2 separate regions of the Homo sapiens genome follow, and region 2 is linked to region 1. The links are chromatin loops, found by intact Hi-C in ENCODE. Cell type or tissue: MCF 10A. All regions are shown on one strand. Each heading gives the region's core, and the rest is flanking DNA. Links, peaks and the distances in the headings are about the cores only. Region 1 has its middle 37 kb from the start of LINC01910. Region 2 has its middle 10 kb from the start of LINC01910.

The links. Peaks named below come from ENCODE experiments on the same cell type or tissue, not always from the same donor. Only the 100,000 strongest peaks of a DNase experiment are listed, where the experiment ranks them.
Region 2: it touches region 1 in a loop (3-fold over the local background); 15 of 110 quality-filtered maps call a loop at or near these places.

What each region holds. Positions count from the first base shown.
Region 1 is chr18:70,416,166-70,427,490 of GRCh38, forward strand. No RefSeq gene overlaps it. Among named protein-coding and RNA genes, the nearest start is that of LINC01910, 37 kb to the left of the region's middle. In MCF 10A, for the core only: no CTCF peak of the experiment used is centred there; DNase peaks (open chromatin) are centred at 4,156 and 6,106.
Region 2 is chr18:70,368,532-70,379,856 of GRCh38, forward strand. No RefSeq gene overlaps it. Among named protein-coding and RNA genes, the nearest start is that of LINC01910, 10 kb to the right of the region's middle. In MCF 10A, for the core only: no CTCF peak of the experiment used is centred there; a DNase peak (open chromatin) is centred at 4,650.

The DNA.
Region 1 (11,325 bases), core at 3,869-8,868:
AGGGTAGAAGCGTGTTTTATAATCAGGGCTGCCAGGTGATCAGGGAACGGGGAGGGAGACAGGGCTGTACAGGGCGGTAGCAGTGAGAAAGGCAAGGGCTTAGGCCGAGGCGGATTTAAAGGAGAACAACCAGGCCAGGCCAGATGGCTCACATCTGTGATCCCAGCACTTTGGGAGGCTGACGCGGGAGTATTGCTTGAGGCCGGGAGTTCAGCCCAGGCAACGTAGTAAGACCTATCTCTACCAAAAAAAAAAAAAAAAAAAAAAAAAATTGGCAGGTGCAATGGTGTGGCCTGTAGTCCCAGCTACTTGGGAGGCTGAGGCAGGAGGATTACTTGAACCCAGGAGGTCAAGCCTGCAGTGAGCTATGATCACGCTACTGTACTCCAGCCTGGGCAGCAAAGCAAGAGCCTGTCTAAAAAAAAATAAGATAAAACAAAAGAAAGAAACAAACACCAGAAGGCACTCTCAGGCACAGCCTTCCAGTGTGACCTAGTTAGTGCTGGGCTGTGGGATGTGAGGGGCGGAGGCTCGGCACAGCCCTCGGAGACTCCAATACTGTAGTTTCTCCTCTCTTCACTTTCATTTGTTTTAGCTGCGTTCAGCTATGCAATGATGATCAGACAATGACGGCCAGACCTACCCTACACACGATGCTCCTGGTGACAGGCACATGCTGCTTCCTTCTTGAGTATTTGATTCGACTAATATTTATGAAGCATTTATCAGCGCATGGCATCACGGTGTAGGCAAAAATATATGTGATGCACATTCACTGAGAGCTTGCTTTACATAGAACAGGAATTGGAAGTTTGCAACCTGCGAAAATTACTTTTTCTGGTTGCAAAAAATGTATGTGTACTATGAGAAAGTATATTATCTCTGAAAGAAATTCAAACATACAAAATATAGAAAATAAAAAAGTAGAACTAATCCCATAATCTCTCCCTCCGGATGTAGCCGCAGTTAGAATTTATCTTCAAAACTTTTTAAATATCCTTAAGTCTCTGGGAGTGTTTTATTTTTGAAAATTAAGATAACAGGGCCAGGCGTGGTGGCTTTGGGCTGGGCACAGTGGTTTATGCCTGTAATCCCAGCACTTCAGGAGCCTGAGGTGGGTGGAACACCTGAGGTCAGGAGTTCGAGACCAGCCTGGCCAACATGGTGAAACCCCGTTTCTACTAAAAATACAAAAATTAGCTGGGTGTGGTGGCATGCACCTGTAATCCCAGCTACTTGGGAGGCTAAGGCAGGAGAATCGCTTGAACCCGCGAGGCGGAGGTTGCAGTGAGCCGAGATCATGCCACTGCACTCTAGCCTGGGCGACAGAGTGAGGTTCCATCTCAAACAAAACAAAACAAAACAAAAAAACTAAAATAATAATACTACTAAAAAAAGACAATTAAGAGAACATTAAAATTATACAGTATATGAAAGTATTGGAATACTGGTTAAAGAAAATAATCTCAAAAACCTTCCCCAATTTTATTTTGTTATTTCATTAAAATGATTTTATTTTACTGGAAAAAATGTTATTGGTCAATTCATCGATGAAAGTCCCATGGAGCGGAGGCTCGCGAGATGTCAGAGGTGACACCTGCTGTCCTGCTACCGTGGAGCTGTTGCCTGAGCTGAGTTCTGGAGACTCTGCTGGCCCCACCTTCCTCTGAGATTACGGATTCAGGTTCAATGCAACACAGTGCAACATATCTTTCTAGAACACGACTCTGCCCAGGACCCTTAAGCTTGAAATTGAAGAGCTAATTTTCCCCAGACAAATAAAGCAAATACTTGACGTGATAGCATCTCATTTCCTGCAGGTCTGAGAGATGGATCGTGATGCTGGGATCTAAAGGCAACACACTTATCAGAGGAGGCAATGTGTTTGCTCATCCATTGAGTTGGCTAAAAAGGATGCTTAGGATACAAGGGGTGCGTTTACTCAAGATGCTATCTAAGTAATTGTCTATTGGTAATAAAAAAATAGCTAGAAAGAAATTAAAATTAATTCCTCCAGGAATATCTTTGGTCTGAGAGCAATAAATGTGTCAAATTACCATCTGTAGTACAAATGTCAGCGATCTGTTTGTACTGTTATTGGTGGATACTATAATTCCCAGACCCAAGTAGAAATAGGGATTTTGCAGCTGGCTAGGTGCAATGTATTTAAATTTGTTTTGGGGGTTAATCTGGAGAATAGGTGTATTGTTCTTTGTAAAACAATTTAATGGTAATAGGCAAAATGGCAGTGATAAAGTAAGGAACACAAGAGGACACAAATAAAAATAGGGAGACCTCAGTCAGGCATCTTTGCTGGGATGACTCCACATTACAAGTATAGAGTTACACACACACACACACACACACACACACACACACACACACACACACAGAGTTGCCTGATGTGGCAAAGAAAAATCCAGAACGTCCTTCCCTCTCTGAATTGTTCCTCCTATGTGCTCCCTGGGCTCTCATCACTCTGTCTGACCCTGTTCAGTTCTCTTCATCCGTCAATGGACTGTAAGTTCATTCCACCAGTTTATCCCCAGTGTGTTTCACTGCGCCTGGCTTAAGTCAGATATTCAGTTAATATCTGTTGACTGAATGGATGAAAGAGTGAGTGGCACAGAAAACACACTCACGCTTGAGGATCGCACAGCCGTGTGAAGCTGACTGTGGATTGCACTGAAGAACGAGGCTGGGATAGTAGAGATGCCCAAAGGAGGAGACTGTGAAGGCAAGCCTGGATTCTGCCCTGCAGCCCCTAGATACCAGGGCTGGTCCTGGGCACAGGAGAGACAGGTGAGCATTGATGTTTCAGAAAGAATATTCTTCCAGCAGCATGAAGGGCAGCTTATGGATAGGTGAGGCGGGAGGCACGTGGGAGATGAGACAGAAGGGTTTGTGCTTTATAATCTGAGTTGGAAGTGTGGGTGTTTCTTCTCTGTGGTCTGTGGGTTTCAGTATTAGTTATATTCTGCAGTTGAAGATGACAGTGATTTAGAGCAGGGTTGACCCTAAGTCTCCCCTGCCACCTCCCACACCAGAGCCATATTGTCACTGCTATGACCCCGACCATAGGAGGGGCAGAAAGACTTCGCAGGGTCTCAGCTGAAGGAGGTTTTGGGTGGAAGCGGCCAGAAGGCACCTGTGTTAGAGCAGTTAATCATTAAAAACACACACTAATGCTCCCTTAGAATATAAATGGTGTATGTTAGTGTGAACAGCTAGGAGGGCAGAGGGTGAGTTACCTGAAGAAGAGGAGGACACAGAGGAAAGAGCTGTGACCCCAGTGACTGAGAAAAAAGGTGCCGAGACAGCTGCGGCCGGCAGAGCCCGCGGGTTCTAAGATTCCTCTCCACTCAGTTGCTAACTCCTGCCCCACTCCCCACCTCCCACAACAAGAAAACATTCTTCAAGAGTAGCTGGTGCCTGTGATTTCTTTCATAAGAAGCAGAGTCTTTAATTCTGCATTGGAGATTAGAGGTTTACTCTAAAAGGTCAGCTCAGGAGACTCTTGAAAACAGCTCCAATCTAAATGCAACCAGTTCATAAATTCCTGTCCTATGGAGATAAGTTATCGCAGCAAATCCAACCACAGGCAGTACAGCTCCTGAATCATCAGGGAGAATTAAAAGGAGATGATGAAATGGGTAGCTTTTAGATTAATACAACGGTATAAAACCCAGGGAATGAGAGAATCTTGAGACTGTTATTTTCTGTATCTGCCATGACAAACGTTCCTTAATTCTTTAAACACTCATTAAAGAAATGAAAATTACTTTCTCATTCTCTAAAAACAATTAACAAACTTGTAGAGGGGAGAGAGTCTGGGGGAATGGGAATTGAAGATGAAGGGATGGGGGAAACGTCCGCTGGAGAAAAGCGAGAGACACACGTTTTACCAGAAATTGAGCGCTTAGGATTTTTGGCATTGCTGTTATGAAGACAGGAAGTTCTGATGGACATTTATTAGGATTGCCAGATAGAACACAGGACGCTCAGTTAAATTTGAATTTCAATTAAACAACCAATAGTACATGAGACAGTTGCATTCCATATATTTCTTGGGACTAAAAACATCATTCCCTTCCAGGAGAGAGTGATGTTGCACCATAGCAGGGGTTAGCAAACTATGACCTGTGGGCCAAATCCAATCCTCTTCCTGTTTTTGTAAATAAAGTTATATTGCAACACGGCCTGCTCATTCATTTAAATATTGTTCATGGCTATTTTCACAGCATAACAGCAAAATTGAATAGTTGTGAGTCAGACCGCATAGTCTTCAAAGCCTGAAATAATTACTTTCTATTCTAGTGGAAATCAGGAGTTTTCTAGGTATAGAAGTTTAGGAAAAAACTGTTTCTGGTCCTGAGGTTTCAGAAAACATGACAAATAGGAGGATGCAGGAAGTTTGGTGAGTGGGGAGAATTATAAGCAGGAAATTTAAGTGGGGATCAGCTTTTTTTGTGTGTCTGAGACAGATTCTTGTTCTGCCACCCAGGCTGAAGTACAGTGGTGAGATTATGGCTCACTGTAGCCTCGACCTCCCAGGCTCAAGCAGTCCTCCCACCTTAGCCTCCCAAAGTGCTGGGATTACAGACAATGAGGCACTGTGAGTGGTGGGGTCAACTTTGGAAGGGTTTTGTAAACCATTTTAAGGAATACCTTTGCTCTTTCTGTTTAATCTTCCTAGAATAGTTTTCCTCTCAACATGCCTGTTAAAATCTTATCCGTTCTTTGAAGCAAGCTTTAATCTCACCTTGAGCATAAGATTTTTGGTAAGAATATTTTTGCTCATTGTTCTTTTTATTTATCAGTGCAATAGTACTTATAGTGGGTTATCATTAGCTGTTGCCCTTACGTAACAGAAAAGTTCTTTTTTTTTTCTTTTGAGACAGAGTCTCACTCTTTCACCCAGGCTGGAGTGCAGTGGCATGACCTCGGCTCACTGCAACCTCTGCCTCCCATGTTCAAGCAATTCTTCTGCCTTAGCCTCCCGAGTAGCTGGGATTACAGGTGCCCGCCACCACGCCCAGTTAATTTTTGTATTTTTCGTAGAGACGGGGTTTCTCCATGTTGGCCAGGCTGGTCTTGAACTCCTGACCTCAGGCGATCCACCTTAGCCCCCCAAAGTGCTGAGATTACAGGCATGAGCCACCATGCCTAGCCAGAAAAGTTCTTAAATGCAGAAATTATTCGTCTCCATAGGTACTAAAGTGATTAAGGTAGTTATATATAAGTAGATGTTCAATAAATAAATATTGAATAAATATATATAGTGATGGGCCTACAAGAGTGTAAGAATAATTACAACATTGTTTGACTACAACAGTTGAATGCTTCCGCAGGGACAATTTCTCCGGCATGGTCCACATCTTCCAATGTTCAGTGCTATCATTTACACCTGCTTCTTTACACTGCTGACTAATGGGGCAAATCTTTTCTACTTTATTATTGTTTTTGCCTTTCTTTATTATGACTAATAACCCACTGGCCAACCTAAATGTCAGTCGTCATCTTCTTTGCTCATTTCCTTCTCCTTCAAATTGTGCTGTCAAGCATTCTAATTTTGGCTGGCTTAGGTGGGATTAATGCTCCTGACTGTAAGGCTATTTTCCCCGCTTTGCACAAATATTTCTTTAAGCAATGATCATACTTCTTTGGTAGCTTTGTTACAATCCGGTAATACCTGGGCATCTATCTTCTGTATTGAAAAAAGAGCATGGTCAAAGGATTCAGTATCGAGCTCCACATTTAATGACTAAAGAAGACATTTAATTTGAAATACCATTTGTCTCCAAACTGACATTTTATATATGAGAAACCTGAGATCCACACAGAGATCAAATGACAGACAGCTGGTTTTCATGGAAGTCCAGAGAAGCACCTTCCAGCAGGTTGCAAACTTCTCCCTTTAGAAGATAACAGCTAAAATCTTTCTGTCTCCCACTCTTGGCTCTAATTTGTTTATCAGACAACCAGCAGTTTTGTCATTGTTTCTTCATTTGGAGACAGAGCTAGTAAGTCTTGGTCAAGCCCAGTGATTCATTTCCTTATTTTTTTTCACTGCAGTTCCCATTCAGGGTTCTGCCAAGTGCTCTTTTGCATGGGGGAGGAGGGGGGGCCGCAGCCTGTGCCCTCTTGACCTAAAAGAGCTCTGGTTGGGCGGTGAGTCATTAATTCCCTGATGTCTTTTCCAACTGTAGATAAAAATCACAGTTGATTAAATGATGGGGCAAGGTGTGGAATGAAGGTTGGCATGGGTGTAGGAAAAAAAGTACATTTCCTTTTCCAAAGTACAGTATTTATTTTAATTGGCTCACAATAAATAGTAGGGGTAATTGTAACTCACAAAAGAGAAGTGCCCTTTGGAGAACTGGCATCACATAGAAAAGAACAAAAGGACATAGAAAAGTTTTACAGCAATCCTGATATTTGTGACTTAGAGTGATTTTTATAGGATTATAAAATTTGCTGGAATTAGTAGCTCTGTAGAGAAAATAGGAATCACAGAATTTCAGAGCCAGAAGGTATTTTACAAAGTGAGTCAACCTCAACCTCCTTAGATTGCTGATAAGAAAAATGAGGCAATGAAGTGCTCAGAGGTAGGATTTGTCTTGCAAGTCCTTGGGGTACCTCCATTTGCAAAGCTGCAGGTGAATCACAAGTTCTGATGACCTCTGACCTCTAGAATCACCTAAACACAGTGGAGAAACTACAGCTGGCTACAGGGTATCCAAGGTGGGTTAACGGGACAGCCCTCTTTCAGACATGCTGTACTCCCAAAGTCTCATCACATTTAGCAGGACTTCTCCCATATATGTGGGGGTTCAGGCTTCCCAGACCCCTCTGTGTCTCTCCATTAACATTTCAGTTTGGTATTGGGCTTCCTGGGGCTCTAACAATGCTCTGAGAATTCAAAATGTAGTATAGAGAGGATGTGTGAGATGAATATTTCTAAAACATAATGATGTTACTCTTTTGCTTAAACGTCTTTGAAAGTCCTTTCTTGCCAACACCAGTATTTTAAATTGTAGTTTTATTGTTACTGAGCTATGGTAAGGCCAACAGGTTGGGAGATGATTGGTATGGAAAAGACAGTTTGTTACTAACAGTTCCCAAGAGGAGGGGGCAAGTGTCCTGCTGGGCCCCACGAGGAAGCACCAGGGTGTGTCGGGAGGCAGGAGAGAGGTGGGGCAGAGTGTGGGCAGGAAGTTTTATTGTGGCTTCCACAGGAAAGGCAAGGCTAGGCAGGCTTAGGATTGGTAAGCCTGAATAATTTCAGTGGGTTCTGGGCTAGAGAGGCTGTCCCTAGTTGTCCGGTACCTGGCTCTTGGATGATGAGCGCAGATGAACATTGTCTCCGGGGTATGTGTGCCAGGTGGAAGATGTGGTGGGTGTTGGCTCTGGATTGTTAGTTTCCATATGAAGGATGGGCTCCCAGGTGAGTTGTTTGCTATCTCTAAGAATTGTCAAGCCCCCAGAGAGGCAGTCTGTCCCCTGTCAGCAAGGCCCCAGATGCCAGAGCATCAAGAATGCAGAAAATATAGATAATACAAGCTTCATTTGCAGGAGTGTGCACCTCGGAACAGTTTTCCTGGGAGATGCTCTGAAGCCAGAGGATTCTGTCCTCTATTTTGGGAACTGCTGCCTGTGGGTCCCCTCTGGCAGTGTGTTAGCAGATTAAGGTCATTGGGGGAAATCCTGCTTGAAAGAAACCTGTTAGTCTTTATTTAACCCTGTTTTCCAAACTTGTTTAACCATAAAATCCTTTTGAAAAACATGAACTGTCATTTTTAAGATTAACTTGAATATGTGGTTTAGAGGTAGAATCCAGGCTTTGCTTTGTTCAAAATCTGGCCCTCACCTTCTCTCCTGGGGATTCTAGTAAGAACCATTCACGGCAGGCAGGCTGGTTTAATTAGGGTTACTATCACAAGCTTTCTTCCTTCCTGCCTCCAAGCTTCGCTCAACCGGTTTGCCCATGATTCAGGATAGTACCTCGTGCTCCCTCCCCAATCCAAGTCTTTCTAGCATCTCCTCCTCTGTGAAGTCCTTGCCAGCTTCCCCAGCCCACAAAATAGATGTTGCATACCACATGTGAGACTATTCTAAGCACTTTGGAAACCTTAACTAACTTAACAATCACTGTGGTCCTACAAGGCTGGCACAATTTGTAACCCTATTTTACAGAGAAGGAACCTGAGATGTGGAGGTGTTGAATGACACGCAGAGTCATTGATTTGGTTTGGATCTGTGTCCCCACCCTAATCTCATGTTTACTTGTAATCCCCAATGTTGGAGGCTGGGCCTAATGGGAGGTGATTGACTTATGGGTGTGAATTTCCCCTTTGGTGCTGTTCTCCTGAGAGTGAGTGCGTTCCGGTGAGATCTGGTCATTTAAAAGTGTGTGGCACCTCCCCTCCCTCTCTCTCCCTCCTGCCCCACCATGCGAAATGCTTGCTCCCCCTTTGCCTTCCGCCATGATTGTAAGTTTTCTGAGGCTTCCCCAGAGGCAGAAGACACTGCTTCCTAGAGTCTGCAGAACTGTGAGCCAATTAAACCTCTTTTCTTTATAAATCACCCAGTCTCAGCTATTTCTTTATAGCAGTGCAAGAAAGGATTAATATAGTCATAAAGCTGAAAGGTGTTCAGGATGTCATTGGCATTCAGTGAATGCTGTTAGAATAAATGAAAACATGGGAATCATGTAGGTCTCTTCTAAAATGTGTGTGTGTGTGTGTGTGTGTGTGAATACATGCTTTAAATCAAAGAGAAGGTGCATCTTTCACTCTCTCCTCTCTCATTTAACATTCTGCAACTTTATTAAGACTCCACTCATTCATAATTTGTTCAGATGGAATTTACATTTAGAGTTTACTTGGGCTTACCAAGATGATTTTCTGAGTCCTTCCTCTGAGACAGTGTAAGTTCATAGGTAAATGGGAACACAGGGAAAAATTTAAAACCACTTAAATGTACTAGCTTTTATACCAGCACAATATACTACTAATTCATCCTTATACATTAATTACAATAACATTTTAACAACTGTATCAGGGTTCAACCAGAGAAGCAGAACCAGTAGAAGACAGATATTAAGAGGCTTATTGCAGGGAATTGGATATGTAACCATGGGGCTGGATAGGCTAGTCTGAAATTTGCAGGGCAGTCTCCAGAAGGGGCTGGAGTTGCTATGCACTGGCAGAATTTCTTCAGAGAAGCCTCATTTCTGCTTTTAAGATCCTTCAACTGACAGAATCGGGCTGCCCCAGATTATCTCGGATAATCTCCCTTAACAAATAAAGTCAACTGACTACGGAATTGACTGACATCTACAAAATACCTTCCCAGCAACCCCTAGAGTAGGGTTTGACTGAAACACTGGAGCCTGTAGCCTCACCAAATTCACACATCCAAAGGCAGTTACAAGAACCTTTACTAATTACCATGTTTTTAGTCTATTTTATGTTTCTATTTGTATTTTAAAATAAAAAATAATTTATCTAGAAATAAGCTATTGAATACCTAAGATGTTTTAATCATCCGAATGGACTTCCCTTCAGTTGGCAGGGAGGTAATATGACACTAGTTACTGGTATTTCCTTGCTTTTCTGTTATCTTCAGATCTCTATTTATTTCTGTTTCTCTCTCCCTTCATGTTCCAGGTGTAAGTATCTCCGGTTGACATTAACCTTGAGCCTCAGTCACCTTACCGGAAAATGAGGATGATTACAAAGTACTGACGTCATAGGGTGGACTGGAGGATGAGATGAATTAATGAAAGCACTTGGATGAGGGTCTGGTAGGCAATGAGTGGTGCCCTCTTTGTAGCAGTAGGAATTGCTCATTACCCTCTGGTTAATTTCCTCTGGCCATGACCATGCGTATGAGTGACAGAGGTCTTTCCAGAAGACATCCAGAGACTGTGGCATCACGTGTTGAAGAATTAAAACATTAGTATATACCAATGCCTTTCTAATGTAAAATGTGTCATTTTCAAAGACCTGTTTTCCATTACCTTTCTGGGCTGCTAGAGACTCATGCATTCCTCCCGGCTGTCAGCTGGACTGGCTTTTGAAAATTCATGGCAGCTTTGCTGTCAGGCCAGGTGGATGGTCTTTCACAGGGAGGGACTTTCTTGCCACAAAATTTGACATGGTCACACTGCTCCTCAACACTGAATGCGTTCAAAGACCCTGATAGGCAGCAAGACAGTTTTACTAGGTAGCTCCCTTTTGAGGTGGAACTCACTATCAGGAGAACAGCAAGGAAGAAATTCACCCCCATGATCCAATCACCTCCCATTAGGCCCCACCTCCAACACTGGGGATTACTATTCAACATGAGATTTGGGCAGATCCAAACTATGTAAATAAGTAAGTGTGTTTTATTGTCATCTTGGGTTGGAGGAAGATACTAAGACGCAGAGAAAGGGCCTTTTCCTCTAGCCTCAGCTCTAGAATTAGACAAAGCAGGCCAGACATCTAGGCCTTTGCCCACCAGCTCTGGGTAAAACATGACTGTTACTGAGCACTAAACTCACTCTTCTTTCTAGGTGGATACCAACACTCAAGCATAGGTGAGGTTGTGGGGAAAAACCCTGATTTTCTTCCCCAATTCTTTTTCCCTGGCACTGCTGGCAATGGCAGGAAGACACATTCAATTTGCCAGCGGGAATGCTTTCCTAATTTGCTTTTCGAAGAGTACAGCAAAATTTCTTCTGGGGAAAAGAGTGACAGTCGCTGCCATGTAAACAGGAGGCAAGGGCTTGCGGCACTACCAGAGCCTCCTCTTTGCAGAACGCTCTGAGCTGCTTTGAGGCTTGTGAGGGGAGGGGTGTGAGTGGTGAGGAGGATGTTTTCTTTACACATCCACCTCCATAAACTGTCCGTGCCATCTGGTAGAGACTGTATATGCTGTTGTCCCAGACGCAGGAAGAATCATCTCTTCTGCGATGATGTCTTGACGGAGAGCTCCCATGTCAGAGCTGCTGACTGTGTACCTGCAGCCAGCAAAGCAGGTCCCCTTCCTTTATCTGCTTCTTCCTGTCCGCAGCCCCTTGCATTTCCACCTCAACCTGAGACGGTGAAGCCCTCACTCACATGGGAGAATGCAGACTTGCCCCTGCGTGCATTGCCATACTTCCTAGAGGAGAGCTCAAAGCAGAGCAGGGGCTCAGCAAATGTTGGTTGAATAAATGAATTAATGGATCTACTAAGGTGTTTCTAGGTTCACCCAAATGAATAGTTTACGAAGTTTCTAAGGGCCAGGTGTGGTGGCTCACGCCTATAATTCCAGCACTTTGGGAGGCCAAGGTAG
Region 2 (11,325 bases), core at 2,133-7,132, 49 kb before region 1:
TATTAGCAGCATTCTTTGGATTACAGGAACCAGAAAGTGTAATTAGTGGAAATACAATATGTAAAATGACTAATACTGCTCAAGGAGAATATAAAATAAAAGCTCCAGAAAGCATATGTGACCCAATTCACATTTACTGTTTACAAAAAAGTTTTTATTGCAATAGCTAAGGTGTGTTAGCTTATCTGTGGTACCTCATACATAGTGATTATCACAGGGTAGACATTAAAAACACAACAAACAAAACACAACTTACCTTCACAGCTTCATTTTATGATAGCTATGCCTTTCCTAAAAGATAGTTGAAGTCATTTTATGATAATTCAATTGTGACAATTAAAAAAAGACTTGAGGAAATGCTAAGGAAATTTTTGTACATGCTATAGACTCCTTCATCCATTCACTGTCTTACTATAGTTAGGATACAAAGGGGTATGGAAGAATTACCCTCATCTTACAGAAGCTAATAGCTTCATTAGACACACAACACATTATTTCATAACAAGTTAAACCAAAGGCAGTAATTACGCCAGTAAGTGATGCTTTGGTTAGGCAAAGATGGGTTACATCACTGGGCTGTAATGAACTGGATGGCCTTGTGGAGGAAGTAGTAGGATTTGAATCAGGTCCAGGAAAATGAATGAGTTTGAGACAGGCATAGAGGGATGAAGAGTCAGCTGAGGTGAAGGCACAACATGAACAAAATTAGGAAGTAAAGGCACCATAATGAACATTGGGTTAATTTCCTTTCCTGTGGCAGAAGATTTGGGTTGGAATTATACAAAAATAAAGGATTGTAAATCGGATAGGAATGTATGGTGGAGAAATCTGACAACCGGGGAAGGAGATTGGGTTTTATCTTGTAGATCGAGCATTCTCACCCTCGTAGTATATATGAGGATCCTGAAGGGAGCCCGATAGGAATGCAGACTTCTGGGCTTCTCAGTGACTACATCAGAAACTCCATGAGGTTTGAAGCCCTAGAACCTGCCATATTTTAAAGTTCTTGAGATGGTCCAGCCTGTGGACCAAAGTGTGGGAGCCACTATTGCAGATGATAAAGAAATGCAGGATGTTTTTGAGGCAGAAGTTTTAATGTGAATTCCAGGAAGCTTCGTTTTGCAGAAGGGAGCGTCTAAGATGACTTACTGGAGAAAAATATACCTGAGTTCAGGAGGCTAGCTGAGAAGCTGTTTCCCAGGCCCATTCATTAATATTTCCCAACAATTATTTATTAAGTACCTTCTATATGTGAGACATTGCTTTATAATATAGTCTCGAGGCTTCCATCCTTGGTGCCCATCAGAATTATCTGAGGTTTCTTAAGAGCCCAGTACCCCAGGCTGCACTCAAGGCCAATTCTCTAGGGGTGGACCCAGACATCATGATTTGTAAAAGCTGCCAAGTGATTCCAGTGCAGAGAGACCCTCTGCTGAGAGGAAACAGATGAATAAGAATTAGCGCTTCTTCCCTTCAAAACTTGCAGTCTTGTAGGGAAAATTAAACATGTGCAGCAAAGTGAACATATTTATCTGCAACAAAATGTAATCATTAGAGGAAGATTGAGATTCTGAGTACCACTTGGAAATTTGATAGACTTCATCTCTGGGTCAAAGTACTTGTCTGGATCTAGGGGGAAAAAGGAATCAAAATAGAAGTGGGAAGAATTGTTGCCCTAACAGCCCACACTGGGGTCCAAAAAATATTCTCTGAGTGCTCTGCAGGATCTTACACCCTCAGACTCCTTACTGCTCTCCCTTCTTTGTTCCATCTTAGCAAATCCAAACCTCCACTTACTTCTACCTACACATTTACAGCTGGCCATGGCTGGAGAAAAACCTGCAACCAGTTGATGGGTCTTATTTCACATTCTTGAGCACACAGTGCAAGTGGTATTGCACTCCTGCCTGGAAAGTCATCCTATTTATTTAATTTATTTATTATTTATTTTGGAGACAGTGTCTCACTCTGTCACCCAGGCTGGAGTGCAGTGGCGCGATCTGGGCTCACTGCAACCTCCGCCTCCCAGGTTGAAGCAATTCTGCCTCAGTCTCCCGAGTAGATGGGATTACAGGCACCCGCCACCACACCTAGCTACTTTTTGTATTTTAAGTAGAAACAGGGTTTTACCATGTTGGCCGGGCTGGTCTCGAACTCCTGACCTCAACTGATCCACCCTCCTCAGCCTCCCAAAGTGCTGGGATTCCTTTTAAAACTTAGGTCCTGTTACTCCTGTCCTTGAAACCCTACAATGACTACCTAGTTAACTTGGAGCAGCAGTTCTTCCAGGGTGCACATGGCCATACTGTTCTCCACTGTCCCTATGTCCCCGGCCTCCACCACACCCAGGGGCTCCCTTGCAGGGCTTGGCATCAGCTCTTCCCTTTCCCTGGAGCATATCCACTTGGCCAGCTCTCTCACTTCCTGCCACTCCTGCTTAAATATCTCAGAGAGGTCCACCCTGACCACTGACTTAAAATTGCAACTCCTCCTACCCCCAAAGGCATTTCCATCCTCTTACCCTGGTTTACTACTCTTCATAGCACTTACGTCTTTTAACATACTACGTATTTTCTTTATTCTTATATTTATTACCTGACTCTTTACTAAATGAAAGCTCTTCAGGTAGGAATTTTCTTCTGGTTGTGATCACAAATGTATCCCCAGGGCCAGAGTAGCAAGTGGTACAGGGTTAGCCCCTGGATGAATGGATCAAAGGGGAAGTGCTTCTTCTGGCCACTTTGATGCAGCCGCCTGGGGACAGAGCAAGGAACCCTGAGCCAAGAAGAGTCCTGCTTTAGGTGGGGAGGGGGTGCCTTGCCTGAGGGAGCTGCTGACAGTAGGCTCCATTGTAAGTACAAGTGGTTCCTTTTTTGAGAACACCTAGAAACACCTGGAGGTACCTCCAGGGCTGGAGGATAGGAGTAGGTTATACCAGACTGAAAGTAAGAAGTACTCTAAGAGATAAATTGCTACAGGAGTTCAGATGATCAAAGAGAGAGTGAGTCATCACTTCTGAATGACGTCTGGATGTGGAGGCAGGTGAACAAGGTAGCCCAGAAGTAGGGGAGATGGAGGATGTTAAAAGAAAAGCTTCAGCCAGGTGCGGTGGCTCACGCCTGTAATCCCAGCATTTTGGGAGGCCAAGACGGGTGGATCACTTGAGGTCGGGAGTTCAAGACCAGCCTGACCAACATGGAGAAACCCCGTCTCTACTAAAAATACAAAAAATTAGCTGAGCGTCATGGCACATGCCTGTAATCCCAGCTACTCGGGAGGCTGAGGCAGGAGAATTGCTTGAACCTTGGAGGCGGAGGTTGCGGTGAGCTGAGATCGTGACATTGCACTCCAGCCTGGGCAACAAGAGTTGAAACTCTGTCTCAAAAAAGAAAAGAAAAGAAAAGCTTCAGCCAAATTAAATTTAACAGAGTTTAATTGAGCAAAGAACAATTGGTGAATCAGGCAGCCTCCTGAGCCAGAAGTAGGCTCAGGGACTCCAGCACAACCACGTGGCAGAAGACTTATGGACAGAAAAAGGAAAGTGACATACACAAAATGGAAGTGAGGAACAGAAACAGTGGGATTGGTTACAGCTTGGTGTTTGCCTTATTTGAAGATGGTTTGAACAGTTGACCACATTTGATTGGCCAAAACTCAGTGACTGGCACAAGAGTAGGCTACAGTCTGTCTGTTTACAACTCCACTTGTTATAGTTTGCAATGTACAGAAAAACCTTTAGGCCAAACTTAAAATATGTACGGAGGCAGCTTTAGGCTAAACTTGATTTAACAAGGAAGAGAGGAGGCTGCAGGAGAGTCATGTAAATTTCAGGAACTAGCGCAATAATAGAATGATACTTGGGTGCTGGGCTCAGGACTTGAAACGCAGGTTTTTGGCTCAAATTCTAGTTTTATTTTTATCAGCTGTGTGATCACAGGTGACTTTTTAAGCTTCTTGCTCCTTGGTTTCCTCATCTGTGAAATAAGAATAGTAACAGTGCCTTCCTTATAGGGGCTTTTTGAGGATTAATGAGCTAATATATAGCAAATTTAGAACAATGCCAAACACATTGTAAACACTCAAAAAAAAATTGCTTAAAAAAGACACTCAATTTATGTTGCGCAAAAGCACTGATGGAGACAAACTATCCTGCTTCAGACAGAACGTTCCAGGATCAATTTGGTCCCAGTCAATTTACAAGGGAGTTTGTCTCATTTTTCCCCCTCATTTTCCTTCCCTCTTCTCCCCTTGTCTTCTTATGGAGCCAGTTAAAATACATATCAGGCAAAATGCAGACTCAGATGAGCAAAGGAGGAGGCTGTGCAAAGGAGAAGGCTGGGTTGTGAGCTCTGGGTCTATTTTGGAGTTCTCTGCAATAATTGCCTCTTTCTGACTTCCAGAGTCATTATATAGAAGCAGCCACCCCTTCAAATTTGTTTAAAACTTAGAGAAGTTTTGGTAACAGTAGGAGTTGAAATAAAGAACCTTATTATGAAAGAACAGACAGCCAGGCTTTGACGAGAGGCTGAAAGAGGATGAAGCAAGGAGGAGCTGAGAGCCAAGAGCGATTCTGAGGTTTTGAGCCTTTGTGACTAAGAGCATGATATATGTGGCCACTGACGCAGATTAGGAAGTCCAAGGGACAAACGATTCCCTGAGGATAATGACAAGCTTGTTTCCAGATGTGTTAACTATGAAATTCAGGTGGGTAATACAAATGGCCCGGGGTCATTGTGCAATAAGAAACTAGATGTGAATGGAGAGAACAGAGGAGACAGCAGTCTCTTAACAGTTCCTCCTCCTCTCTAGTTTATTCCCTATGCTGCATCCAGCCTCATCTTTGTAAATCACCAATCTGGTCAGGTGACACCTGTGTTTATCTAGAAAATGTACTACTCTATCTGGCTTTGTTTCTTTGGTGGATTACTCACAGTTCCCTGCAAGTCACAGTATGGATGAGCCTGAGTTTGCTTTCCTTTTTCCCCCTAATCCAGATAGGCTGCAGGTTTATCAGAGAAGATGAATTTAATTCATTCTCAACATGATGAGTGTAGATGGATGTCACAAAAACAGGTTAACAAACTCCTTGTTAGGGTAATTGTGAGGATTAAATGAATTGAAGTGACATGATAACATAATGGGATTCTACAAATTATATCTTTTATTATTTATAGCTTCCCTAGAATAAGACAGTTGCTCAGCAGAACAAACACAGCCTGGTTTTTGTCTCCTGGTAGATTCAAACCCAGTGCTGTTTGGGTCACACAGAAAAGCAGAATCTCAGAGTGTCTAATCATGTCCAGAGGAACTTTTGTATATGTACTCATCCACCTCGAAGCTTTAGTACCCTAAGTTCTATCTGATACTGAGGCTTCTCTCTTCCTTCCTTCTTCCTGATTCACTGGAGATAAACAATCAAGACGGCCTTTTCAAAATGTCCTATTTTGCCCAGAGATAGTGCAGGTCCATAGTGGGCCTATGAAGCTTAGACATCAACTTAGTTCATCATCTAGGATGTTGTGTCTGAAATGCCTAGTAGAGGTGTCCTTTTTTGTTTGTTTGTTTTTGTCTTTTCTGATAGCGAGAGTAGCTTGTGCTCTGATTTTGTCTTCATGATCCTGGAATCCTTGCTATCCCTGATTTTGAACAATTCTATTGTAAATATCACTGGTTTGAACATCAGTTGTCTGATTGGTATCTAAGTGAGATCACTTGAGGTTTTTCTGATGATGGAGGGAATCATGGAATTTAAGGATAGAAGGGATATTAAAATTTTTTCAGAGTAACATCACACACACACACATAAACACACAATTACTGGAGTGACAGCTTTGTGACAAGGTTAATCTCTGGTTAAACATTTCTGTTCTGGCCAGGCAAGGTGGCTCATGCCTGTAATTCCAGCACTTTGGTGGGAGGCTGAGGCAGGAGATCAAGGCTAGCCTGGCCAGCATAGTGAAACCCCATCTCTACTAAAATTACAAAAATTAGCTCGGTGTGGTGGCACGTGCCTGTAATTCCAGCTATTAGGGAGGCTGAGGCAGGAGAATTGCTTGAACCTGGGAGGCAGAGGTTGCACTGAGCCAAGATCATGCCACTGCACTCCAGCCTGGGTGACAGCAAGACAAGACTCCATCTCGAAAAAACAACAGCAAACGCAACAAAATATTTCTGTTCTGTAAGCATAAAGATATAATAATTACAGCCCTATGTGCAATACCAAAACCTCAGGAGTAAACAAAATATCTAGTAGAGAAATAAGTCACCATTATACAAGAAGTAGAAATTATATCTGTGGATATTTGTGAAAATATTTGTTATGATTTCAAATGAAAAAAAGCAGAATATAAACTTGCATTTATATGACTCTTGAAACTAACCATGGACAAGAAGATGGGAAAACATGGAAAATAAAAACATTGTTATGCTTGGGCTATGAGGGTAATTTTTATTCTCCTTTAAACATTTATAAATAATCTATAATTGTACATATTCAGGGTTTGTATATCAAACTAATAAAAATAATAAGTTGGTTTTATATTTTCTTTTTTTTCTGCTTGAAAACAGAAAAAGTAAAAAGGAGATATTAATTTACAGTGGAATTCTCCAGGGGTCAGAGGCGATGATAAAAAAAAAAAAAAAAGTTTTAAGTGATTGGCTTTTTGCTTTTTTTTTTTTTTTTTTTTTTTTTTTTGAGACGGAGTCTCGCTCTGTCGCCCAGGCTGGAGTGCAGTGGTGTGATCTCCGCTCACTGCAAGCTTCGCCTCCCAGGTTCATGCCATTCTCCTGCCTCAGCCTCCCGAGTAGCTGGGACTACAGGCGCCCGCCACCGCGCCTGGCTAATTTTTTTTCGTATTTTTAGTAGAGATGGGGTTCCGCCATGTTGGTCAGGCTGGTCTCAAACTCCTGACCTCAAGTGATCTGCCCACCTTGGCCTCCCAAAGTGCTGGGATTACAGGTGTGAGCCACCGCGTCTGACCTCTGGTATTTCTTAAGTAGCAAATGTACATCCTATTTAGGTGCTGAATTAAGTAAAGTGCAAGTAAAAAAAAAATTAGTTTTAGTCTAAATTGGTTGTAAACCTAGGCATCTAGGGAAAGTTGTACCAGAGAGTACAACTCTGTACCCTTCAGAATAATTCAACGTAATTTTATTAACACCCTCTTGGCACTTGGTTAATTGGATAAATGAAAAGAACTTGTAATCTCCACTGTAAAGTAAAGTTGTAACCAATGATTTGGCTTTTCCATTTGGTTAAACTTTGCTCTCATCTTAGTGCAAATTGTCACTCTGCTGCGTATTCCTGTTTCCTCTTTGCTGACATTTTCCTTGCTAATGATACAAGAGTTAAAAAGAAATCACTTAGGCAGATAACGAAGGTATGGGAGTCTTCAGTAAGGCTTTGTTTTCTTTTTCATGAAAAGCAGCCCAGATCATTTTTTAATAAAGAGCAGCCTATGAAGTCGAGCTCAGGGTATAGACCCCAGACAACGTAGCCACTTCACTAGGGAGGTGACCAGTTCATGGGACTGCTGACTTTACCATTTGGCCCAGAGGGACAGGCAAGTGAATGCCTGCAGGAACTAGGGAGTAGACATGTTCAAGATGGCGGCGCCATCCTCCCTTCCCTTTGTCAGTCACATGTGCAGTAAAGACCAGATAAGATGGCACCCATCAACTGGAAAGCCCATTTGCATAATAAAATTATCGTGGCGCGACCAGCCTTCCCCACACACTATCTAAACGTCATACCTGATCAAACCAATCTGTGAACCCTATGTAAATCAGACACGGCTTCCTCAAACCTGACTGGTCCTTTCCACTGGGAGACCCCCTTGTCTATGGAGAGATCTGTTTTTCTTTCTCTTCTGCCTATTAAACATTTGCTCCTAAACTCCTTGTGTGTGTCCATGTCCTACATTTTCCTGTCGTGCAATGACGAACCTCGGGGTATAGACCCCAGACAACGTAGCCGCTTCACTAGGGAGGTGACCAGTTCATGGGACTGGTGACTTTACCATTGGGCCCAGAGGGACAGTAACTGAAAGGGCTCTTTTATTCAGTGTCAGCTGGTGGATACATCTGCCTACAAAAAATGTGAAGTCAAACTGAATCTCTTTGAGGTGACTAGAGCAGAGCTGGGAACAGAGAAGTAGAGCATGAAACGTTTTGAAATAATTTGAAATTTTGCCACTATGTTTTTTAATAAAACTATTTTAATAAAGACTGTTTTTAAGTAAAAAACCCAACAATCAAATAGGCTTAAAAATATCAATTCATTCTCTAAAGGCAAATTAATTCGATACTTAAGGAAATGCAAAGGAAAGGGCACTTCAGACTACACAGATATCCAAGCATATAGGTGGCTGCATGTTACGTTATAGCTTAATGGCCTGGTTTAAACAGTCCTGGATAATGATTAACCAAGAAAATGGACTTTGGGCCTGAACCTAACTCTCCTAAGGTTGTGGGCATTTGTACCGATGTAACAGTGTTGCTAGATCAACGGGAAAAACATTTCCAACGAGACAGAAAAACACATTTACTGCTGTCTCCACCCTCTCACTCCAGGGTCCATCTGTGTGTTTGGAGAATGGAAACACTTAGATTGGTTGCTACGGTCTTGAACATGTCATTTAGATTTCCTTGATAAAAGAAAACTCATTCCTCTTTTATTTTCTCTTCCCAAAGTGCATGATCCATGTGCTTGCTCTTCCTCCCTCCCCACCACACCTACTCCTTTTGATTTGTTCATTTATTTTTATTTATTAATTTTTTTAACTTCCATACTTGGTATCTGGGACAGCTCATGCAACTACACTGCAACATAGCTGCACGGTGTGGCTGACACATCTTCCCAGTGAAGCCCCTTCTACGGCTTCAGTCCTGATCTTTTAAGTGTTTGGTAAATGAGGCAGCCTGGCATAAGGTCCTAATGTCGAAAGAGTTCAAAAGGAAAGTTATTCGTGCAAACATCCTCCCTCTCGCAGAGGATTCTCCATAGCCCGCCAGAGCCCTGGCATGTAGGGATGATGAATGTGATGTCAACAGGCCTCAGGGCCGGAAGAACCCCTGTGCCACTTTGTGGACTGTGTATCGCCTTTTGCTTGTCTCCTGCCAGATTCCTTCCCTGGTCCTCTGAGACTCCAGAGAGTGTGTGGGAAGCAATTTTTGTACACAGACCCAGATTAATGTGTCTGTCTGATAAAAGCATGAGGCTTAAGGTGACTCTAGCATTTTCCTTCCCCAAAGTTAGCAGTTTTGTTAGTGGAAATACATCTATACCTATCAATTAAGTTATAGCCTGGAAGATACGTGATGAAATGCTTCTGAGTGAGAATAGCCTCAAATTTGACTGGAGAAAACCAGAGATCCCATTCATGATTAGGAAGCACCAAGCCAGGTCAGCTTGGAGGTGAATTGATTTCACCACGTCTATTAGTTTACTAGGCTGCTGTAACAAAGTACCATGAACTGGAAGGCTTACAACAACAAAAACTTTTTTTCACATTGCTGGAAGCTGGGAAGTCCAAGATCAAGGCAGATCTGGCGCCTGGTGAGGGCCTGCTTCCTGTTTCATAGACGGTGCCTTCTGATTATAACCTCATGTGGTGCTAGCAAGGAGCTCTCCGTGGGCTCTGTTATAATAAGGGCACTAAGCCCATTCACAAAGGCTTCACCCCCATGACCTAATTACCTCCCAAAGGCCCACCTCGTAATACCATCACCTTGAGGGGTTAGGATTTCAGTATGGGAAGAACTAAACATTCAGACATTCAGGCCACAGCAATAAGATGTCTATAGCAATCCACGCCTTCATTCTCCAACCCCCACTGCTCCCTGAGTGCATGTACGTCTGGGCATCAGTGCTCTTTGGAAGTGTTTAGCTGAATGTAAAGGTTAATGGCACCTTATCCAGGGAACAGCTGTTGTAGTCCCTGTCAGCCCGATTCTGGAGAGAACAGATAACAGATAGTGTTTAAGAAGTAGGATGGTCTCTAAGTTAAATGACTGTCCCTGTCCCACAGCATCCGTGTGTGACCAGGGCTCACACCCTTTTTTTTTTTTTGAAACGGAGTTTCACTCTTTTTGCCCAGGCTGGAGTGCAATGGCACGGTCTTGACTCACTGCAACCTCCGCCTCTCGGGTTCAAGCAATTATCCTGCCTCAGCCTCCAAAGTAGCTGGGATTACAGGCGCCCGCCACCCTGCCCGGCTAAGCGTACACCCTTTGAATTTCCCCCTTTCCCTCTGCTTCTATGAGAACTTGGCTAACTCCTGGTAGATTCCATCATCCCTGCACCAGTTCGTAACTTCTGACAGATTCCACAATGCCAGGTCTTGAGAAATGGGAACCTGTATCTCATCAGGTTTCCTCCTTTAAAAGTTCAGATCGGCATTTTATCTTACTTTTTAAAAAGATCGAATTTGGTAATGTTCAAGAAATAAAAAACTTTTAGCCAATTTATGCTGATCAGTATAAAGTTGTGTTTGACTTACAATAAATGTTAAGTTAAAACATGCTATCAAGCTTAAATATAATCATAAAGGTTTTAAATAGGAGAGAATACATATATTTTGTAGAATAGAAAGTTATCTTTGTATACCAAGTCCGGCTTCATACATATTTGAATATATATTTATGTGCGCGTGTGTATAGATGTTTATATACATCTACATATTATAATGATATTTTGGGCAGGGTGAAAGTTATCTCTGTACACTAAGTCCAGCTTCATATATATATATACACACACACACACACACACATATTCGAACATATATAGATGTATACACACACACACACAGACAAATATATAGAGAGAGTCTACCTGACCTGTCAGTTTGAGAGAAGTATATAATACAATACTGTAGACCAGGGCTTCTCAGTCCTGGCACCGTTGGCATTTTGCATCATGTACTTCTCTGTGTGGGTTGTGGGGCTGTCCTGGCATTTCAGGGGTTTAGCGGCACCCCTGGCTTCTACCCACCAGCTGCCAGTAGCACCTTCCTCCACCCTGTCCAATTTGTGAGGACCAAAAATGTCTCCAGTTGTTGCCAATGTCTCATGGGAGGACAAAATTGCTCAGAGTAAGAACTACCAGTCTGCAGTGATCACAGTTACACTAAATTATCTGTGTATTCTCAGAGTTGTTTTTTTTTTTTTTTTTTTTTTTTTTGAGACACGGTTTCACTCTGTCGCCCAGGCTGGAGTGCAGTGGCATGATCTCAGCTTACTGCAACCTCCGCCTCCCAGATTCAAGCGATTCTCCCACCTCAACCTCCCAAGTAGCTGGGATTACAGGCATGTGCCACCACACCTGGC